Regions from separate parts of the Homo sapiens genome. Here region 2 is linked to region 1. The links are chromatin contacts, found by Hi-C or POLR2A ChIA-PET in ENCODE. All regions are on one chromosome and are shown on one strand. Each heading gives the region's core, a stretch centred on a gene start or an enhancer-like site at or near the end of the contact. The rest is flanking DNA. Distances are from core to core; before and after follow the strand shown. Region 1 overlaps DGKD (diacylglycerol kinase delta). Region 2 holds the start of USP40 (ubiquitin specific peptidase 40).

Evidence for each region. A loop is a pair of places that touch in the nucleus more often than their neighbours do. ChIA-PET counts read pairs that join two places held with the same protein, here RNA polymerase II (POLR2A). Pooled maps may share reads with other maps.
Region 2: a map of naive thymus-derived CD4-positive, alpha-beta T cell shows a loop between it and region 1 (2.1-fold over the local background). The contact joins the promoter of USP40 here to the enhancer-like site in region 1. A Hi-C loop is called at or near these places in 1 of 168 maps with a recorded cell type or tissue (naive thymus-derived CD4-positive, alpha-beta T cell) and 8 of 50 pooled maps. POLR2A ChIA-PET finds 5 or more read pairs at or near these places in 2 of 52 experiments (A549 and PC-9).

Annotation. Positions count from the first base shown.
Region 1 is chr2:233,418,729-233,425,899 of GRCh38, reverse strand. All of the region lies in intron 3 of DGKD (diacylglycerol kinase delta), which reads right to left. Among named protein-coding and RNA genes, the nearest start is that of DGKD, 68 kb to the right of the region's middle. RefSeq lists enhancers at 3,563-3,712, 6,803-7,002 and a silencer at 6,503-6,612. Within about 2 kb of position 3,704, at least 20 of the 41 ENCODE cell types and tissues checked have a DNase peak (open chromatin) inside an H3K27ac peak, as active enhancers do; they include PC-9, where a contact is called at or near this core.
Region 2 is chr2:233,562,798-233,569,968 of GRCh38, reverse strand. It overlaps USP40 (ubiquitin specific peptidase 40), which reads left to right and starts at 3,187. Exons shown (of 32, transcript NM_001365479.2): 1 at 3,187-3,285; 2 at 4,396-4,613; 3 at 7,166-7,171. The coding sequence starts at 4,415.

The DNA.
Region 1 (7,171 bases), core at 2,455-4,954:
CTCCTGTATCTTCATGAGAAATCACATACTGTATATACAAGGTTATTTGTGGCGGCATTCACTATAAAGACAAAATATTTGAAACCAAACAAATAGTGATCAATATAAGGCTGGTAGAGACTGGCTACAGTAATGACAGTACATTCATATAACAGAAAACTATGCAGCCACTAAAACCCCTGAAGCTACTCTACATGTTCTTATATGGAACAACCTCTAAGACACACTGTTAATAGATAAAAGCCAATTGCAGGAAGAGTATGGGTACAGAGAAAACACTAATATTAGTCACCTCTAACTGAGAGGACCTCTGAGTGGCTGGGAAACACTTTATATCTTTTTAGCCTTAAGATTTCTGTACCACTTGCATGTGTTGCCAATCCAAAAATGAGCTATTAAAAAAGAATAAAGTCGGCCGGGCACAGTGGCTCACACCTGTAATCCCAGCACTTTGGGAGGCTGAGGCGGGCAAATCACGAGGTCAGGAGATCGAGACCATCCTGGCTAACACAGTGAAACCCTGTCTCTATTAAAAATACAAAAAAATTAGCCAGGCGTGGTGGCGGGCGCCTGTGGTCCCAGCTACTCAGGAGGCTGAGGCAGGAGAATGGCGTGAACCCGGCAGGTGGAATTTGCAGTGAGCCAAGATTACGCCACTGCACTCCAGCCTGGGCGACAGGGTGTGACTCCATCTTAAAAATAAATAAATAAATAAAAATAAAGTCTTACGTTTATATGTTAAGGATTAAAAAAAAAAGCTTTAAAATTCTATTTGAAAGAACAATTTTGGCTTCTATTCTTGATTCAAGTACATGATTTTCCAAGAGAAATGAGAAAATACCTTGCTACTCTAAATGAGTTGCCAAGCCAGACAAAATGTCCTCCCATGTCCTGGGAAGAATTAGCCCAGGGGGTTATTAAACCGCAGGGAGTGATCTCTGAGAAATCATGGTGAAAAAGGAGACATACTGGAGACATGCAGACGTGATTTCTCAAATGGAAAAGAGGGTGGACTCTGGCTTACACACACATGGCAGCTGATAGAACAAGGGACAGTTTGGCTAATATGGGCGAGGCACAAAGAAGGTCTCGGCAATCCACCGCGTGTTTTCCAGGTTATCTGCTCCATTCAGCTTCTCCACAACCTGACGAACCCGGCTGAGGGGCCTGCTCACAGTCCCACAGCAAATGAGCTGATGTGGCCAGGACACCAGGCAGGGGGGCTCCAGGCGGAGCCCTGGACCTCCATCCCGCAGCCTCTCCTCATCTGGGTGGTGCCTCACACCAGGGCCAGTGGGCCGGAGGCAGGGAAGCAACTGGCACTCACCACGAGCTCTCCCAAGCTCACTCAGTACAAGCGGTGTCTGGCACATTTCATTTCCGTTTTGGCAGGGTGACTGGCTTGGAGGATCAGCACAAGGACGATACCAACATCTCATTAAGTCATCTGACTAGTTGTCCCTCCCACTCTGACCAGGTTTCCCAAGAGTTCAAAATAGAAGGTGGAGAAATAAGATCTGGAGGATAATGACAAAGGCAGTTCACTGATTGACATCAGGCTGAATCACAGCACCCAAATGGCTATGTCCTGTCCAACCATTTCTAACCATGAATTTGGACATGCAGGGATCTGGACGTGGATCTCATTCATAAATGACACTTTAAATGACAAAAAAGATCAAAGTCCAGCAAACTGTGTCACGCTGAAACCACAGGCCAAACCAAAAGGGCCTAAGAGTAATTAATGTGAGGCCCGGGGACCACAACGGTCCAACGGTCATGACGAGCGAGCAGGGATGGGTAGAGGCACAACATTCTGAATGGACCCCCTCTTCACTTTTCACGGGTCCAAATTCAGATGACAGGGAGGTACTTTTCCCCACTCCTCTCACTGAGAACTGAAAACCATGGGCATCAGAAAATCAACACAAAAAGACCCTGAAAGGTAGAGAGAAGATGGCAGCCTGACAAGGGTCTTGTCCAAAGGGATGACACTGTGGTGGCCCTCTGGGTTTTCTTTTTACCTGGTATACCCTAGACTTGGAGCTAAAGAAGCAGCAGCCGAAAACAGTGATGGATACTGGGGGGGTGGGTGGAAAGCCCCAACAAAAGCCTGCTCTTCCAGGCCAAGGATCCAGGAAGGGGGCAGTCAGACAAGACAGAAACTGACAACGGCAGTAACACCCACCTTACTCCAGCCAGCGCCACAAGAAAAAACCATGCCCACCCCACTCCCAGGCCGCAGCTAGGCACTCCAGCACTCACCTAACAGAGTATCCAGAGGAGGCCAAGCTGAGAGCCGGGATGTCTCCTATACCACCTGGAAATGAGTCCTCACCCCCGACAGCACAAGAGGATATGCAAGCGGCAAATAAGCACACAGAAGATACTCAACATCCTTAGCCATCAGAGAAACACACTGAAACCACAACCAGAGAGCCCTACGCACCTATCACGATGGCTACAACAGAAACTAGTGCCAACACCACCTGCTGGAGAGAATATGGAGAAAGTGGATCTTACTGTTGGGTGGGATGTAAAACATTACGGCCACTCTGCAAAACGGTTTGGCAGTTTCTTAAAAAACCAAGCATGTGACTAGCATATGACCCAGCAATTACACTCTTCAGCATTTATCCCAGAGAAATGGAGATTCATGTTTGCACCGAAACCTACCCAGGAATGTTTACAGCAGCTTTATTCATGATCACCAAAAGCTGGAAACTATTCGGATGCCCTTCAGGGGGTAAATGATTAACAAACTGTGGTACACCCGTGGAATACTACTCAGTAATAAAAAGGAACAACCACTGATAAGACTCATCAACCTCAATGAGGCTCCAGGGAATTACGCTGAGTGAAAAATCCAACCCCAAAGGTTACATACTATAAGATTCCATTTATATCACATCTTGAAAAGACCAAATTATAGAAATGGAGACCAGATGAGTGTTTGCCAGGGGTTACAGAGGGACATGTGTGAGGCTGTAAAAGGGCACAAGGAAAATCTCTGCGGCTTGGAGGCTACCCATCTCCACTGTAACGAGGTTAGTATCCTGGGTGTGACATTGTACTGGAGTTGTGCAAGAGGTTACCACTGCATGCAACTGGGTAAAGGGTACAAAGAATCTCAAAATAAAAGCTTTAATTAAAAATAAGTAACCACCATCAACAATATTTAAGTTTAAACTGGGAAAACCAAGGAGTAACTCCAGAACAATGCTGTGTTTCTTAAGGACAAGGGCGTATGTGGGCAGCGCAAGTTAAAAGTGTAATCTTATCTAAAGTCCTGTATTTGTAGTTAGTGCAACCCATGAAACATCTGACGCCAAGAAAATATTATGTGGACACAGCCGACACACCTTTGGTACACATTCTCAAAGAAAAGGACCAGGTCCTCTATGTCAGGAGGGGTGGGTAGAAATGCCAGCTGCCCCGCCTGTCCCTGCGCCTGAGTCCAAGCACACGCAGGAGTGTCATGGACCACGCCCTCCGGTTGAGCTGCTCATTTTGCTATGGGCTCTGACACGTGGCCTGGGTACTTGAGCCTGCACAAGGCAGGGCCCTGGAAATGGAAGGTTTCATTTCTAAACACAACAGTGCTTGAGGAATCAGTGGAGCTATGTAACCTGAGGAGCTCAGCCATGAAGAGAGGATGTCAGAATCGCAGGCTCCTGCCCTCAAACAGTAGTGCACTTCCTGGGTGGGGCGGGCCAGCCCAGCACCCACTACGGCAATACCAATGTATGCTCTGGGAGTGGCCGAGATGGTGCCAAGACAAGGCCCCAAAAGAAGCTGCCTCTGCAGCCCCACAGCCCACTGGCCATGCCCCTCGGGGGTCCTACTACACACTTAGGGGGCCTCAAGGTCCTTCTGCCACTGCCTCCCAGAGACCAGTAATTGTCCCATCCCCCCAACCTCCCAAGTCAGAAACTGCTCCCTCAACTTCACCTCCTCTCTCCTGTGCTATCTTCATCATTGGGCTCCAAATTCTTTCTTTCTTCCTCAGAAATAAATTCAGGCAGTCTTTCACTTGAGCAAACAGAAAAGATTCCTGCTCCTGCGGAAGTTACATTTGAATGCAGGCAGTAAATTAAAGACTTATTAAAGAAGTGAATTACACAGCATGGAGAGTAGTAGCTGGTGACAAGCCCTATGGAAAAACGGGAGACCAGAAAAGAGAGGTCTGGGGGCCAGGGGACTCCACAGCAAAAACGGGGAGGAGGCGAGGAAGGAGCCAGAGACTGGAAGGAAGCAAGGAAGGAGGTGGGAAGGGCTGAGCAGAAGCAGGCGCGTGGTGCGTGGCTGGGGCTGGCATCAGGAAGGGGGCCAGGGGCCAACCTGCAAGCATCAGGACCACAGAGGGCCATGCAGGTGTAAGAACTTTGGCTTTTACTCCACGTAAAATAAGAAGCCATGCAAGCTCAAGTTTTGAAAGCATCATTCTGGTTGCTTTATTGAAAGCTGACAGTAAGATGCAGGAAAGAAGGCAGGAAACCTTTTGGGAGGCTCCTCAGTAACCCCATCACGAGATGATGGTGAGGAGAGTGGGCAGGCTCTGGATGTGCTCTGAGGACAGCAGACGGGACAGGGTGAGACAGAGAGGAGTCCACAGTGACCTCCGAGCAGCTGGCTGGGTGCTGCTCCCATCCCAGGAAGGGGACACTGTGGGTGGAAGCAAGCTTTACAGCTGGGGTGGCGGCAGGGCCAGCAGGTCCGTGTGGACATGCTGAGGGCACGGTGTCGATTAAAGTCTCAGCAATGTCCAATGTCTTATCTCACTCATGAGGTCTTCATCTTGCCCTCAGTTTGGTATGTTAAAAAAGAAAAACTTAAAGACACTATAGAAATGAGATCACTCATACGTGACCACTGCTGCTGATAGTTCTGGAGGTAATTTGACGATCACCAGTCAAGCTGAAGATGCACACACCTGGCAATTCTATCCTTAGAAACACATTCTAGAGAAACTCTTGCCCATGTGCCAAGAAGACGAAGATAAGCATATTCACAGCAGCACTACTGATCACAGGGAATCTGGGAAAGTGTACGTCCACAACAGGACGTCTTAGGTACTGGAACACTACAGAGGCCACGAAAACCAGCATCGTGGGCCTCAACTCAGGCCGCGCCTGTCAGGAGCTCTGCGGTTCATGCCTCGTTCCCCAGAAATTCTGATTTAACTCCAGGAATCAGGAATCAGTTGTATTAAACCTTGAACCATTTAACTAAAGCTAGATGTAGCCACAGGGATAAATCCAGGAAGCGTAATGCTGTGGCTGTCCAGTCTGATAACATTTATTCGACATTTCAGAACCAGTTCAACAATGCTATATACTGTTTATGCCTACACACACTTATCAAAAAAGTATATAAACATGAAAACAAATGACAAACACCAAAGTTAGGATGCCCCCAGGGAAGGGGGAGCAGGAAGAAACGAGGATAGGAAAGAGAATTCCAAGTGCCTCTGTTATATCTATTATGTTTATTTCTCAGGCTGGAAGCAGTCATAGCTGGGTTCATGTGTTACTTTTTGAATGTTTTAAATGTTTTGGCACAAAAATATGCTAACATGCCCAAGCCAGAACTAGAGACACACACAATATAGCCATGCCCTATATTTGTAGTTTAGCCATACGGAAGGTTAACAGGTCAGCCTGAAACCATGCCAGTAGCCAGACTCTGCTGAGGGAACTGGGGGAGGGGAATCTCCTGAGCGCCTGAGCCTGGAATTCACTCCTTTACCATCCCAACCCCTTTATGCAGGGTTCCCAGGGCTTTTATACACCCCACCAGGCCCCTGCCGACTGCCACGCGTCTCATGGCAGACACAACTGTTCCTAATTTGTCTCTCAAATTTCTCATCCCAGAGTCAATTCCTGAATCCCAAATAGCTCGAGTGTCTGAAAACAAGGTGGATGCTTCATGAAGGGAGGAAAGGGAGGTCCTGGCGGGACCACTCAGAAGGGAGCTTTTAGAGGAGAACAGCAAAAACACCTTCCCTCCCAACACACACCCCTCCACAAACCACAAACCAACATCACACCCTAGAAACCTCAAAGCACACAGGGACAGGTCCTGCACCGTCGACAGACAAGGTGAAAATCCACCCACACCCAAAGCAGAACAAATCTGGGCTCTGTAGTGCTTGCTTTGGGGGACTGGAGGGAAATTTTCCCGTGACAAAGCTCAGACTGTAGGAATTCACCACACACAAGCCTCTTCCACCTGCAGCTTTCTGTCTGGCCAGGTGAGAACCACAGAATGTTTCTAGCACATGAGTAAAGTCACACCACAAAGCCTATACCTTAAAAATTCCAGCCTTCCATTTCTAAGACATACAAGCCAAGAAGCAACCCTCTGGAGCATCTTACAAGGAAGCTCAATTCCTTCCGCTTAATTCCAAACCCTGACCTTGAACTCACCACCCAACAGCCTCCCAGTATGATGGCACACTGTCCCCTGGGGCTCTTACCTGCTGCCCTTCCTGCTCAGAACAGTTTCCAGCTGCTCCACGTGTATCAAAATTGAAGTGACCCAGCACAAACAAAAACTGGGTGTTAAAGTCAATGGGCAAGAGCCTACAGATTACGAAGTAGAGCAGGAACGCTGGAGCAGCAAATCAGTACCGTGCAATCAGCCACCAACCAAAAGAGGGGCAAAGGGACGGTGCTGGGGGCAGGATGAGGCACTCGGAAACACTCTGCTAAATATAGCTCCTGGGCTGCAGCGCTTGGAAAGGTGGCCGAGAATAAGCATCTGGCGCCCTGGGTCATTTCTGTCACTTCCTGTTACTCACATCCTGCTGTTCCGATGCTGCCCGAATCCTGGATTCCCCGTACACAATTCCCTACCTGGAAGCCCCCAGAGACAGACCATTCAAAGCAGCTGGGATGTGCGTAGACAACAGACTTCCTCACAGAGCACCACACAAAACACAAAAATAGACACCACCACACAAACAAGCTCTTGGAGTTCCCCATATAGAAAGAGCCTGAGTGCCCAGGTCCGGGTGAGCTCCGCACAGCACTGTGTCAGACCCCGCCCAGCCCACCAGCTCTGCACGCTGCCCTGTCTGCAACCTAAAAGGGAACGTGGGCCCAAACAGCTGTCATGCACTTCCTCTCCTGGGCTGCATCTCACCTGCAGCCTCAGAGCAGCTTTGGGG
Region 2 (7,171 bases), core at 1,938-4,437, 140 kb before region 1:
AGGAGAATCACTTGAACCTGGGAGGCAGAGGTTGCAGTAAGCCAAGATCGCACCACTGCACTCCAGCCCAGGTGACAGTGCAAGACTCTGTCTCAAAAAAATAAAATAAAAATAAATAAATAAATAAAAATGCTTGCATACAGTACTAATCCTTCTTCTACTATTTGCTTTAGTTTCAATGCCCGTATCATAGAAGGGTCCAAGTTGTAAAAGAAGTCAAAAGCAGTCTTAAATAATCAGAACCCTTCTGCAAGATTGTCTAATGTCAATTCATTTTCTGACAGTGCTTCTTCTATATCTTCTTCCTCATTCTCTGGTACTGATTCAAAAGCACTCATCTCCATCAAGTCATCTTCTGTTAATTCCTCAGATGTGGTATCTATTAACTCTTGAATTTCCCCAAGATCTAGATCTTCAAACACTTTATGCCTCTTTTTTTTTTTTTTGGTGCCATATCCACAATCTCTTCCATGACTTCCTTGATAGGCTGTTGTAAATCCTGTGAACTCACACACAACATCTGGAATCTGGACGCAGTTTTCTTCAGCACTAATGTATTGTTTGGGGCTTGATGGCTTTCACAGCTTTTTCTGTAACAACATGGGCTTCTTCAATGGTGTAATCCTTCTGGACTTTCACGATATTCTCCCTGTTGAGATTCTCTTCCATAGTGTTGACACCCCTTTCCATAGAAAACCGTACGTAATGAGCCTTAAAGTTCCTTATGACCCCTTGATCTAAGGGCTGAATTAGACATGTTGTGTTTAGGGGCAAGGAGGCCACTTTGGTGCTCTCATTGCAGAATCTATGGGGTTCTGGGTGGCCAGGGACATTGTCCAATATCAAAAGCAATTTAAAAGGAAGTCCCTTACTGGCAAGGTACTTCCTGACTTCAGGGACAGAGCATTGGTTTTCATGGAACCAAACCAGAAAAAGTGTTTTCGTTGTACAGGGCTTTTTATCATAAAACAAAAAGACTTGCAGCTGGTGTTTATCTTTTCCCTTAAAGGCTCAGGGATTAGCAGCTTTATAGATGGCACATTTGAAAGCACTTTGGTAAATAGGTGTGTAGTGAGAAATACAGTATGAAAAGAATGTTGGGACCATCAGCGAACTAAGAATCAAAATAAAGAATTTCCACAGTGGATGTTGAGAAATCGTGGAAGCTTCTTTAGCAGAGAGGTTTGAGCTCAAAGTGCACCTTAGATGGATAGTGCATCTTATAGTGACGTGCAGGAAGGGGTGTGTAAAACGGGAGTCCACTGAAAAGGCTATCATCCTAATGCAGGTGAGATTTCATGGGGATCTGATAGGAGGAGAGGAAGCTATGGAATGAAAGGATTGTCCAGACAATACTTTGACATGCCATTAGTTTGATTCACAGACGAAAGACAAAGATATAAGATTATATAAATATAATCTTATATCTTTATAAATGTGACCACTCATTCATTCATATTTATAAGATTATATAACTATAATCTTATATAAGGTTATATAACTATAATCTTATATAAGGTTATATAACTATAATCTTATATAAGGTTATATAACTATAATCTTATATAAGGTTATATAACTATAATCTTATATAAGGTTATATAACTATAATCTTATATAAGGTTATATAACTATAATCTTATATAAGGTTATATAACTATAATCTTATATAAGGTTATATAACTATAATCTTATATAAGGTTATATAACTATAATCTTATATAAGGTTATATAACTATAATCTTATATAAGGTTATATAACTATAATCTTATATAAGGTTATATAACTATAATCTTATATAAGGTTATATAACTATAATCTTATATAAGGTTATATAACTATAATCTTATATAAGGTTATATAACTATAATCTTATATAAGGTTATATAACTATAATCTTATATAAGGTTATATAACTATAATCTTATATAAGGTTATATAACTATAATCTTATATAAGGTTATATAACTATAATCTTATATAAGGTTATATAACTATAATCTTATATAAGGTTATATAACTATAATCTTATATAAGGTTATATAACTATAATCTTATATAAGGTTATATAACTATAATCTTATATAAGGTTATATAACTATAATCTTATATAAGGTTATATAACTATAATCTTATATAAGGTTATATAACTATAATCTTATATAAGGTTATATAACTAATCTTATATAAGGTTATATAACTATAATCTTATATAAGGTTATATAACTATAATCTTATATAAGGTTATATAACTATAATCTTATATAAGGTTATATAGCTATAATCTTATATAAGGTTATATAGCTATAATCTTATATAAGGTTATATAGCTATAATCTTATATAAGGTTATATAGCTATAATCTTATATAAGGTTATATAGCTATAATCTTATATAAGGTTATATAGCTATAATCTTATATAAGGTTATATAGCTATAATCTTATATAAGGTTATATAGCTATAATCTTATATAAGGTTATATAGCTATAATCTTATATAAGGTTATATAGCTATAATCTTATATAAGGTTATATAGCTATAATCTTATATAAGGTTATATAGCTATAATCTTATATAAGGTTATATAGCTATAATCTTATATAAGGTTATATAGCTATAATCTTATATAAGGTTATATAGCTATAATATAGCTATACTCTTATATAAGATCATATAGCTATACTCTTATATAAGATCATATAGCTATACTCTTATATAAGATCATATAGCTATAATCTTATATAAGATCATATAGCTATAATCTTATATAAGATCATATAGCTATAATCTTATATAAGATCATATAGCTATAATCTTATATAAGATCATATAGCTATAATCTTATATAAGATCATATAGCTATAATCTTATATAAGGATCATATAGCTATAATCTTATATAAGATCATATAGCTATAATCTTATATAAGATCATATAGCTATAATCTTATATAAGATCATATAGCTATAATCTTATAAATGTGAACGAATGAGTGGTCCGCTGGCCGAGTGGACCCGCGAACTCACCAGCGGACTTGTAAGCGAGCTCACCTTGCCCGCTCCCGCTCCCGCTCCAGTTCCCAAACTCTTGGAGCAGAAGAGTTACATTTCCCATAAGGCCCCGTGCGAGGGGCCGGCGCTCCAGCGGGGCATCCTGGGAAGCATAGTCCACGATCCATAAATCACTTTCTGGAGACCCGCCCTCGCCAACATGGCGGCGCCCAGTTGGGGCGGGTTCGTTCGCTTCGCGTTTTGGCCAGGGCGGGGGTCTGGGCTTTAGGCAGTAAGTGCGGCTGGCGCCCGGGGATCCTGGGAGGGACGTGGGAAGCGTAGGGACAGTGTTGGTGGCCCAGTCTGAGGAGGGCGAGGCGAGAGGCTGCCCAGGCCTGCCTGAGGACGCGGCGCTCTCCTGGAGTCGGGGCAGTGGTTTCGGGCCACGGGGACCTCTGCCTTTTTGCGCCCCTGGGCCTGTGGTGGCTTGGAGGGCCTCGGCCGGCCGTAGGAGTTGGGAATTCAGGAATGCAGACAACGAGCTCGAGGCTAGACTCTCGAGTTGTGTTTTTTTAGTTTTCTTCTGAGGAAAAGAAAAATAATTGCATTTCAGCGCTTCCTGTCATTTGGTACCTATGCTAGGCGCTTTACGTTTCTCATCTCCAAGTGACCCTCCGCCACACTCGATGTGAAACCTTGGGGAAGTCACCTAGGCCCCCAGGGCTAACGATGGGATTAGTGGATACATACTGGAAGGCCTTTAGGCTTGATAATTTTAGTGGCAGTCTTCCCCGCCCTCCGCTCCCCTTCCCCCCTCCCTCCCCAGTGAACTGACTTCCGGCCCAACAGCTTCGGGACTGTACTAAAGTGCTCTAAAAAAAGTTAACTTGATCTGTTTAATTTAAATGTCATAATCTGGTATATAGTACTGAAGGGTGTGACAAGCAGAGATTTTAGAGAGTTGATTCTCAGAATTTAGGGTTGGCTTTGCCGTCCCAGCAGTGGATTAGTTGTGGCAACAGGTTTTCTTTTTTAAAAAAATTAGTGATGTGAACGTGCCTTTTTAAAAACAGCTGTTACTTATTGTGGGCCAAACCCTGTACACTAACTGCCCTTCTTTCGTTATGTCATTGGATAGTTTAAATGACCCGAAGAGACAGATGGTATCCTATTTTACACATAAGAAAACAGATTAACATATCCAGGGTCACACAGGTAGTTAGGGTCCTGATAGGGATGAAAAAAATCTAGATCTTGCTGCCTCCAAAACCCAACTACTGTACATAGAAACAGTAGTCCTGTGTTCTAAGAAACAACAGAATCGACTCCCAAGTGTAAGGTAGGGGGATTTGGGGAAAATTTATTTTAAAAATAAAAGCATTTATATGTCACTTTTTTTAAGGGTAGTATTTAGTTTCACAATGTTTGGGGACCTGTTTGAAGAGGAGTATTCCACTGTGTCTAATAATCAGTATGGAAAAGGGAAGAAATTAAAGACTAAAGCTTTGGAGCCACCTGCTCCTAGAGAATTCACCAATTTAAGCGGAATCAGAAATCAGGGTGGAACCTGTTACCTCAATTCCCTTCTTCAGACTCTTCATTTCACACCTGAATTCAGAGGTATGCTATGTTACGTACATTTAACTAGCAATATGTACCATCTTCTTTACATGTAATTAATTATGCAAAATCACAAATAGACCAATTATCTTAAAGATATATTCTACAGTATGTGTTTATTGTTGCACATATAAGATATAAATTGGTAATTCCCTCTGCAGAGAAATGTGAAGCTTAATCTTAAATATATCCTGGGTGATGACAATAATGTTTAGTAAAAAAATAAAGCAATATATTTCTTTTTTAATTCCTGTAATTTAAAGTACAACGTAAAGACAATTGTCATAAGTATCAGTCTTCATTATTGTTACACTGTTTGAGTTTTAAGATTTCTCTAGAATAACAAACACTTAAGCCAGAGTTATCCAACCAATTATATCTACCTTTTGGAGTGGGGAAGGGTGTCATATTATTTATATGGGTGCACAGTTGTTCATACGCATTTCTGAAATCTGGAAAGCTCACACCCTCATCTGATCTCACCTGAGCTTGTTTGGCTTCAGAACCAGACCTGGTGTGAGGCTATTTACAGTTTTTAGTTATCTCATGTGGGTGAATGTTCATACATTCATTACAGGAATATTAATCTGCTTGATTAATGGAAGCTGGCCCAGACCCTGCTGGGAATGTAACATTTTATATATATATAAAAAACACTTTTTTCATATTATCTTTATAAACTCTGGAAATTCTGAATTCCAAAGACCCAGAGATTTTAGGTAAGGGATTGTGTGCAAGAAACAGACCCACCACCCAAATTAGCTAAATTTAAAAGGGGGGTTATTGTAAGAATATAGGGGATCTCAGAAATCAACTGCAGGAAGCCAGCCTGACCTTACTGGACCCTTGATTTCTTGCCCCTGTTTCTCTCTATATATTTCTCCCATACCCCATCTCTGCAAACCAGCTTCCTCCACAAGGGTCCTAGGAGCTGTGTTCCCGTGAGCTCAGTGTGAACATTACTTTGCCTTCACCTGGCCCTGACTGGGGTCCCCAGCACTACATGGCTTTGTAGCTCAGCTCTCCACAGTGTCTCCATATTAGGAGGACAGACAGCCTGACTCATCCTATCTGGTTTGCCATGTTCCTCTTCCCTACTGCCACCACATTTATCAAATCTTTGTGGTTCTTCTGTTGCTTCTAAGCTTAGAAAGACTTGCTGCCTCCAGAGATTTAGTAAATATTTACCGCTGTTACCTTCCTAGGAGCAATTTAATGGGTTGGATTGCATGTGGGATTTAAGTGGTACCTCTTAGCCTTGACTCGATCCCCTCCATAAAAATATCTCCCTGATGCAATCAGTAATTCCACCAGTAAAAATTGCCAGCACTAATAAGTACATTTCTAATAGGGATAACACTTTTCCAGGTTTTAATATAGTTGAAGTTAAAGGACAACTCGAAGTAGAAACGTAGCCTCAAAGGGACTGAGGAAGATGGTGAAGTGTAGGGCGGGTCATGGAGCGTACCATTAGGCAAGAGTAGTACTGAGAGTCCCAGGCCAACTTCCTCTCCAGCAGAGGGGATTGCTGGCCAAGCATATGATTTGACATCTTAGTGCACAATGTGCACTGCTTGTATAGCTTAGCCTGAATCCTGATGGTGACTGACAGGGAGGTATAATTTGGAAAGAATAAGGACTGTCAGAGAACTGGCGGGGGAAATTTTGGAATAGTATTTTAAATAATAGGGCTACATTGGGTTCCATTGTACTCCATTACAATGTAGCTGAGAGTACTGGGAGATTATTATAAAAGTTTTTGTATGGTTTTATGCTTTAACTTGTAGATTTGTAGTTCATTTTTGCCGAGTCCCAGCACTTAGAAAGAATATAACATTCATTAACAGTAAGCACTAGGGTAGCAATAGTTTTTCAATAGGGAGACACATTTATCCCATTCCTTGTATCCCTAGAGTATATCAGAGTTTCCCAGTAAGAGTTCCTACCTAGGCTCGGATACAGACTTCTCAAAAGATTCAGGTATGCCCCATTGGGTGGCACATCACCTAGATGTTGGGTGATAAAGAAATTCTGGAGACTCGCATGGGGTTGCCAACTTCTTTTTCCAGATAAGACCACTGCCATCTGTTATTACCTTCAACACGGAAAAGACATTTTCACACCAAAAAAAAGGGCATCTCAGAGTAAAAGAGGATCCTTCCCACGAAAGGATGTTTGTTAGCCTTACATGTGGCAGGAAAACTGCAACACTACTGTATTTCCTGAGATTCTTGGGCTTTTGGGACCTGATGCCATAGACAGTGGGAAGCCATGAAAGATTTCTGATGTTACTGTTTTTAGTTTTATGCATAAAGATTATTTTCCTTTCCTAGAATTAGGAAATGCTGAAGCCTTAGCATGACACTATTTTCTTAGAGTCACTGGTTAAAAATGTTACAAGAAAGTAAAGTGTATAGAGTAAGGTATAAATATTGCCACAATCATATTTCTGAATCTACTTGATTTTACTTAAAGGTGGTCTTGGCTTTCTAAAACAATTTTTTAAAATGAAATGATGTCATTTGCATCTCTGATTCTACCTTTTTCTTTAGAAGCTC